Linked DNA regions of Homo sapiens: region 1 is linked to region 2. A link is a loop called in an ENCODE intact Hi-C map of the cell type or tissue named here. Cell type or tissue: Caco-2. All regions are shown on one strand. Links, peaks and the distances in the headings refer to the core of each region. The heading gives the core; the rest is flanking DNA.

Region 1 (4,397 bases), core at 254-4,253, 66 kb before region 2:
ATAGGCATGTAGTGATATCTTATTGTGCTAATTTGCATTGCTCTGATCTATGCTCATCTATTTTTTATATCTGCACTGGTGATGTGTCTGTTAAAGACTTTGGCCCATTTTATAATCAAGTTATTACTTACTGTTAATTTTAAGAGTTCTTTGTGCAGTTTGGATAATAGTCCTTATTGAATATGTCTTTTACCAATATTTTCTTCCAGTCTGTGGCTTGAATTCTCACTCTCTTGGTAGTGTGTTTTGCAGAGCAGAAGTTTTATTAATAATTTTAATGAAGTCCATGTTATCAATTATATCTTTCATGGTTCCTGACTTTGGCATTGTATCTAAAATGTCATTGTCATACCTAAGGTTATCAAGGCTTTCTCCTATGTTATCTTCTAGGAGCTTTACAGTTTTGCATTTTACATTTAGAGTTATGATCCATTCTAAGTTAATTTTTGTGGTGAATATAAGACCCGTATCTAAATTTGTTTTTCTACATGTAGATACCTAGTTATTCCAGCACCAATTGTTGAAAACGCTGACTTTGTATTGCCTTTGCTTCCTTGACAAAGATCAGTTGATTATATTTATGTAGATCAAATTCTGGGCTCTCTGTTTTGTTCCTTGATCTATTTGTCTATTCTTTCACCAATACCACCGTGTCTTTGTTACTGTAGTTTCATAGTAAGTCTTAAAGTAGGATGCTTGCAGTCCTCTGACTTTGTTCTCCTTCAATATTGTGTTAGCTATTCTGGGTCTTTTGCCTCGCCATAAAAACTTTAGAATCAGTTTGTTGATATCCACAAAGTACTTTGCTGGGATTTTTTTATGGTGGAAAACTCATAGAACTTTATACTGTGGAATTTTTATTAGGGAAAGCTCATAGAATTTTATACTGTGGAGTAAACCTTAATGTTTGAAATTAAAGAAAATGATTTATGAGATTGAAAGATCTTAGAATGGAATGTACAATGTGGCAAAAGGATCTAACTATATTACAAATGTGTGAAATCACCTCCCTGAAGTGGATGGGAAGAAAAAAGGCTGACATCAGGAACTCTGCAAGTGAGTGGAGTCTATGAGACTAAAGGCAAAGAAACTTGTGAGAACTGTATGTCAGTATTGTACTTGAGTTGATAAGGCTGCTTCCCATGGTGGCATGACTAACAATTCTGAAACCACTATGCCTGTGCTTTAGTCAGTGTTCTCCAGAGTAATGGAAACTATAGGGTATATATATATATATATATACACACACACATATATATATACACACACACATATATATACACACACACACATATATACACACTCATATATATATACACACACACACAAATATATATATATATCTGTACCTATCTATCTATCTGCATCTATCAATCTACTTACCTATGTATTTAGAGAGAGAGAGAGATTATAAAGAATTGGTTGATGTGGTTTAGGTGGCTGACAAGTCCCAAGATCTGCAGTGGACCAGCAGGAGACCCAAGAAAGCAAATGTTCTAGTTTGAGTCTAAAGGCAGAAAAAACCCAGCTCAAATGCTATTAGGCAAAAGGAATTCTCTCTTACTAACCTGTTTGTTCTATTCTTCCCTTTAACTAATTTAATGAGGCCCACTCACATAAGTAAGGCAATTTGCTTTACTCAGTATATATACTCAAATATTAATCTCATCCAGAAACATACTCACAGACACACCCTCACCCTGAAAAATGTTTTACCAGATATCTGGGAACTCCCACAAAAATATTCCACCATAATTTAAATTTTTTTTTCTATTCTGCAAGATGTGTTTTTAAAAAATTCAATAGTTTTGGGGGAACAGGTGGTGTTTGGTTGCATGGAAATGTTCTTTAGTGGTGATTTCTGAGACTCTGGTGCACTCATCACCCAAGCAGTGTACAATGTACCCAGTGTGTAGTCTTTTATCCCTCACCCCACTTCTACCCTTCTCCCCAAGTCCCCAGACTTCATTATATCATTTGTATGCCTTTGAGTCCTCATAGCTTAGCTCCCGCTTACAAGTGAGAACACGCAATGTCTGGTTTTCCATTCCTGAGTTACTTCACTTAGGATAATGGTCTCCAACTTTAGCCAGGCTGCTATGAATGCCATTATTTGATTTCTTTTTATGACTGGTGGAGGTGGCAGGGGTGTGAAGTAGACTCTGTGAGAGTCTTTCGTTGTTGATATGTTTAGTGTGCTGGTTTTCTCAAATTCTGGTTATGCTAGCAGTGAAGTTGTCACATCGACAGACCAGAATGTTGCAGGCAGTGGAATGAGCCGTTTTTTTCTCCTTCTTTGGAGCAGGGTTGTTCTGTCCTGAGTTGCTGTACTGTCCTGAGTTGGTTGGCCTCCAGCCAGGAGGTGGCACTTTTGAGAGAGCACCAGCTGCGATAGTAGAAGGGGAATATAAGCTTGCCCTAAGTTGGCCAGGATAAGTATTCAGGTTTCTCAGGTGATGGCTGGGGTCATAAAGCTCTCAACGGTTTATGTCTTTTGTGACTGGAGTTCTTCATCTGTCTTGTGGAATTTGCAATGGCCTTCTTCTCTTTTCAAAAAATCTGTGATTTCTTTCTGTTTTCATGGTATGCTTCTGCAGTGGTTCCTGGAGCAAAAGTTCACAGTGTGAGTCTCCATATGATGTTCTGTTCTTCAAAGTGGGAGCTGCAAGTCAGCCCTGTCTCCAATCCATCTTCCCTCTAATTTTAATTCTATTCCACAACATATGTTCTGATGATTAATTTTATGTGGCAACTTCCATGGATGTTATGTGTTCCATTCATGTTATATGGTCCCATCACAATACATACTGAGGAACAAAACAATTAAGTAAATGGATAGCAGATAGTCGCAGCCAGGGTTTTTGCTGTTGTTATGTGAGGTTGTAGATAAGCAAGAGAAGATGCTAGAATGATCCATGTGGTAATGAATTCAAGTTGGAGACTTGAATAGATAGATACAAATTGTTACATATAATAATACATATAAATGTATTTATTGTCACCTAACAGGGCCCAGAAGCAGTGACACACCAGCAGCAGTGAGCACATCTTGTACCTAGATCTTGGTTGCTAATGCTATTACCCACTCTTACCCACTGTTACCATGATGGTTAATTTTATGTGTCAACTTAACTGGGCTACAGGTGCCCATATATTTGGTGAACACTATTCTAAGTATTTCTGTGAGGATGTTTTGGATGAGATTAAGATTTGAATCCATAGACTGAGTAAAGCAGATTGCCCTCCCTATTGTGGGTAGGTCTTATTCAATCAGCTGAAGGCCTGAATAGAACAAAAGCCTGACTGACCCTCCCTCTGGTAGGAGAGAACTCTCCTGCCTTATGGCCTTCAAACTGGGACATTAGCTCCCTCTGGTTCTACAGCAGCTTCCAGCCTTCAAAGTCAAACTGACACATCAGCTTTGCAGATTTTGGATTTGCCATTTTCCGTAGTTATATGAGTGAATTCCTTAAAATAAATCTCTTTATATATTTATCTCCTATTGGTTCAGTTTATCTGAAGAACCCTGACTAGGAGCAAGTGGCTCTTGGAGAAATTGTTGATTTTAGGACTAGGGCAGGAGACATAAAAGATGATCCTGGAGCATCTTGCCATGTCAGAAAGTAAGGAAGTTTTTTAAATAACAGAGAAGCAAACAAAAATGAAAAAACACAAGGTGTCAATTAAAAGTGCTGCCAATGGCCAGATTGGAAAAAGTTGAGCAATGAAGTAAATAACTAAATGTATGTATTGGAATATAGTACAAAGCACAAAATAAATACCCATAAACCTATAGTGCTATAAATAAATGATTGAGTAAATCAGTGAGAGAGGATAGACAACTGTCACATGGAAGAATTCCAAACAATTTATATAAGTGCTCCCCCAGAATGAGGTAGAGTGTAACTGCTCCCCGCTTAAGTGTGGGCTGTGATTAATGACTTCTTTCCAAAGAGTAGAGCATGAAAAGGAGGTTCAGTAGTCCCCCCTTATCCATGGGGATAGTTCTAAGACCCCCAGTGGATGCCCCAAACCTCAGATAGTATCAAACCATACATATACTGGGTTATCTCCTATACAAACATACCTACGATAAAGCTTAATTTATAAATTAGGCACAGAGAGAAACCAACAATAACCAATAATTAAGTTATTATTAGTATTTTAAGTAAAATAGGGGTTCCTGAACACAAGTACTGTGATACCCTGACAGTTGATCTGAAAATCAAGCCAGCTGCAAACAGTCTCACGGACCACAGCACAAATTATGAATCAAGACTAAGAAATTAACTCAAAACCAGACAATTACATGGGATTTGAATAACCTGCTCCTGAATGACTTTTGGGTAAATAATAAAATTATGCAAAAATCAAGAAGTTCTTTGAAACTAATCAGA
Region 2 (4,397 bases), core at 176-4,175:
CACCTCCAATCTCACATGCTTACGCCTGGCAGCAAGGAGAACAGAGGCAAAAAAAGCCAACTGGGTCATTCCCCCCTTTAAAGAGCTTACCCAGAAGCCCTACCCAGCCATGGTCATAGATCTCATTGATTGGAAGACTGAGAAATATTCTCTTATCTGGGCTCATTGTTACCCTAAATAAAAGCAGTGTTCTATTTGGTTCTGGGTTTTTTCTGTTGCTGTTATTTTTGTTTTTTGTTTGTTTGTTTATTTTGAGATGGAGTCTTGCTCTATTGCCCAGGCTAGAGTGCAGTGAGTGGTGCAATCTCGCCTCACTGCAACCTCTGCCTCCCAGGTTCAAGTGATCCTCCTGCCTCAGCCTCCCAAGTAGCTGGGATTATAAGCATGCACCACCATACTCAGCTAATTTGTGTATTTTTAGTAGTGATGGGGTTTCACCATGTTGGCCAGGCTGGTCTTGAACTCTTGACCTCAAATGATCTGCCCGCCTCAGCCTTCCAAAATGCTGGCATTACAGGTGTCAGTCACTGAGCCCAGCCAGGGGTTCTGTTTTAAGAAGAGGACAATGGATATTTACTAGGCAACTGCAGACTTTCCTACTGTAACCAAATAACAAAAGAGCCAATGAGTGTGATTATGTGCTTATCTCTCATTTTGCATTTTCTATATAATATGCTCCCACTCACTATCAGAAAATCTAAAGTCAGCTAATTTTTTAAAACTTACAAATGTAATCTGTACACACTACTATTCAGAAATTGGATTCAGAGTGCAAAGGTTTTTATAAAAAAGTGTTACCTCAAGGTAGGACATAAATTGCATTTTGTTTTTTTTATTGTTTTTGTGGAAAACATACAAATGTTCTCATCCTGATGGGCAGACCCATCCTAATGGGCAGTCCTTGGTCTGTTAGGCAACCCAGGCTGAGCACAGAAACCCCTTCCAAGTTCCAGAGGCATATCTAAAAGGGAGGGAGCCCTCAGGTGAACTTGGGCTCTGGGACAGAGAAAAGGACCAGACACAGAACAGCTCAACAGAGGAGGGGATCTCAGAGGCTGGAGAAAAATCTAACAAGCCTGGAGCTGGGGATGGGGTGAGATGGGAATCAGGAACAGCCCACATAAAGGACCCAAAATTGCCCAGAAGCGGAAGAAGGTAAAGGAGCAGAACCAGTATGAGAACCAGAGAACACCTGAACTAGGAAGTCACGGGAGAAAAGACTGGGAACAGTGAGAAAAGAGGCTAGGAGATGCCATCTTGTGGGGCCTGGGGCTCTGACCTCTCTGTCCTGGCAGTATGAGGAGCTGAGAGTCACAGCTGGGAACCACTGTGACAACCTCCGCAACCGTAAGAACGAGATCCTGGAAATGAATAAACTGATCCAGCGGCTGCAGCAAGAAACCGAGAATGTCAAAGCCCAGGTGAGGCTGGGGAGGACTTCCTTGCTGCAACAGCCATCCTGGGCTGACTGGCCAGTCTGTGCCGTGCAGGGCGGGTTCAATCCTTGCTGTGAGTGCCATTGAAGAGGGAATAAACTTGTGCTGCCTTGCTCAAGCAGAAGCAAGCCCTTTCTACCAAAGGGCTGACCCACAGCAGGATGAGCAGCCACAGGAAATAGTCAGGTCCCCAACAGAAACGAGGTGACCAATGTCAAAGATGAGAAGCAAGGATGCTTCACTAGGTGCAAGTATAGAAAAGATGCACTCCACGGTCCCTTCAGACCCAAAGACTGTGATTCTATGATCCTGAAATTCAAGGTGACTCTCAGTTGTTCATAAAATCAGACCCACTCCATTCTCCTGGGCTAGGGAAGACCAGCTGGGCATTTAAAACATATTAACCCCACAGAAATTTCTCAGCATACTTAAGAGGAAAATCCCCGCTCTCTTGGAGGTATTTTAGACAGAAAACCCATCCCAGTTCCCTGGAGGAACCAGATGTCGCAATCCTAGGATGAAGCTCGCAAATGTGAGCCTGGCACGTAGCCACCCCCGTGTTCTCTCTGCTCTTCTGCGAGTCTGGCTTGGGGCTCCAGGGCCCCCAGTGATGCTTTTCTGCGCCCCTCCCACAGCGCTGCAAACTTGAGGGTGCCATAGCTGAGGCAGAGCAGCAGGGCGAGGCGGCTCTCAATGATGCCAAGTGCAAGCTGGCAGGGCTGGAGGAGGCTCTGCAGAAGGCCAAGCAGGACATGGCCTGCCTGCTCAAGGAATATCAGGAGGTGATGAACTCCAAGCTGGGCCTGGACATCGAGATCGCCACCTACAGGCGCCTGCTGGAGGGTGAAGAGCACAGGTGAGCTCCTCCAGGAGGGGGTCAAAGATGGGCTACCAGGTATGGCCATTACCCAGCCCTCTGGTGGCGGCTGCTAGTATCTCTCACCCCGTCCCCTACCCACATTCATTGAAAACCCACAGCAGCACATGGTCCACAATGAGGGCGGGAGCGGGGAGATGCTGCATTTACCTGCATCTGTTTGATGTAGATACCTGTTTTCTTTTTCCTCTCATCCCCAGGCTGTGCGAAGGCATCGGGCCCGTGAATATCTGTAAGTAGATGAGCCATGCCCCACTGGCTCTGGAGTCTTGGGGGTTGATCACCCCAACACAGGCAGCCCACACCACCCCTTCCTAGACCTCTGATGCCTCCCCTACCCCAAAGGAAGAGCTCTGTCTGCCGTGAGCTCCCAGGCTGGTGGAAAGGGCTATCCAAATCTTTTGGGAGTCAGACTAGGAGCAGATTTGCAACAACATGGTCCAAGTGCTTCAGGGCCCAGAAGCCACAAATAACCACCCTGACAAGAGGATGCTCTTCTAGAGGAAGAGGATTTGAAGCAAGCTTAGGAAGGAGGGACCAGTAGAAACTGAGAAATGGTGAAGCTGAATCCAGCCTGGCCTTGCCCAGGCTCTAGGGAAAGGAGAGAGGTGCATGGGGACCTTGCAAGCACTTTATGTGGCTAGGGTGGGAGACGCGGAGGCTGGAGGCTGGAATGGGGTGTCTGTAGAGGTGAGTGGCAGGAGGTGGGAGGAATGGCCTGGCTGAGTAGTTTCAGGGCAGTACACTGAGAGCCACACCGTGTGGGGCCCTGAGCACCCCTTCCTGTTCCCACAGCAGTGAGCAGCTCCAAAGGCGCCTTCCTGTACGAGCCATGTGGGGTCAGCACGCCTGTCCTCAGCACTGGCGTCCTCAGGAGCAATGGGGGCTGCAGCATCGTGGGCACTGGTGAACTCTATGTCCCCTGCGAGCCCCAGGGGCTACTGAGCTGTGGGAGCGGGCGGAAATCCAGCATGACGCTAGGAGCTGGGGGCAGCTCCCCCAGCCACAAGCATTAGCATGATCCGAGACATCCAGGAGACAGAGCCCCTGCCCCATGGCCCTGGATGTCACACTCCCACCAGGGCTGAAGACAAGGATGTTCCAAAACCCCACCTCCCTTTATTGACTCCACATTCCCCTCCAGTGTTCCCTCCTTGAGAGCTGAGCTGCCCCTAGGACCCCTCCTTTGCCTCATGAGTCACCTTCCACTCACCTGTGTGCAGACCCTCAGCTAGGCCCAGATGGTGGGGACAGACGGCAGAGAAAGAGCATGCATTGCTCTTAACCGCAGAATGGCAATAACCCCCAAAAGGTCAAATGGGCACACCACAGTTCTGCTCTGTGGATCATCCCATGGAAGTTTCCTCACAAAGTCAGCTCCTCTCCCACCACAGGCTCACACTGCCCTTACTTTAGGCTCTCATGCCCCTAAGAAAAGTGAATTTCCTTTAACACCGCCTGAAACATGCACACTGCAAATATCAAAAGGAGACACCCCCAAATCCCACTCTAAATTCCAAAGCCAAGTGCCACGATTTCAGGATCAGTCAGGACCTGCCAATGTCCTCTCAGCACAGAGAATCAAGAGGTGGCCTTTGGGCAGTAGATTTACTTTCTCAGGTATGTTGAACCCAAACTGTGAGAATAAATCTTTCTCCTGAGCTCACATTGGCAGGTGATGTCAGGCCAATGCCTAGAACAAAGGGCAAAGGGATATGGAATGTTTACTGGACAGTTGGAAAACCAAAAACAGATACCATTTTCTCAATGGAATCAGTTCCCCCTCCACCCATCCCCTTCTGTACATAGCCGCCCCTTCCTGTTCCCCAACCCTTTAGCTCCTTTTGCTTTGAGTCTGATATGACAGTGATGTGGGGCTGCCCCAGCTGACTTGGAGGCCCTGGCTCAGGAGCTCATAGATGGAGGAGGTGTGGGCTGACTACCTCCCAGAAGCCCCTCATGCCAAGCCTGTCCCACTGGGGCTCCAGGGCCTCTGCCCTGAACATCTGGGCTTCTGTTCAAAATAAACCTACTCTGTTCATGGATTATAGCAATCAGGATTATTTACTCTGCTCTGTGGAAAG

Evidence for each region. A loop is a pair of places that touch in the nucleus more often than their neighbours do. Peaks named below come from ENCODE experiments on the same cell type or tissue, not always from the same donor. Only the 100,000 strongest peaks of a DNase experiment are listed, where the experiment ranks them.
Region 1: it touches region 2 in a loop (3-fold over the local background); 3 of 110 quality-filtered maps call a loop at or near these places.

Annotation. Positions count from the first base shown.
Region 1 is chr12:52,459,845-52,464,241 of GRCh38, reverse strand. No RefSeq gene overlaps it. Among named protein-coding and RNA genes, the nearest start is that of KRT6B, 9.9 kb to the right of the region's middle. In Caco-2, for the core only: no CTCF peak of the experiment used is centred there; a DNase peak (open chromatin) is centred at 2,359.
Region 2 is chr12:52,393,907-52,398,303 of GRCh38, reverse strand. KRT82 (keratin 82) reads left to right here. Exons shown (of 9, transcript NM_033033.4): 6 at 1,296-1,421; 7 at 2,072-2,292; 8 at 2,514-2,545; 9 at 3,109-4,373. The coding sequence ends at 3,329. Among named protein-coding and RNA genes, the nearest start is that of KRT82, 10 kb to the left of the region's middle. RefSeq lists enhancers at 1,810-1,979, 2,102-2,603. In Caco-2, for the core only: a CTCF peak has its summit at 2,274 (motif pointing left); a DNase peak (open chromatin) is centred at 2,303.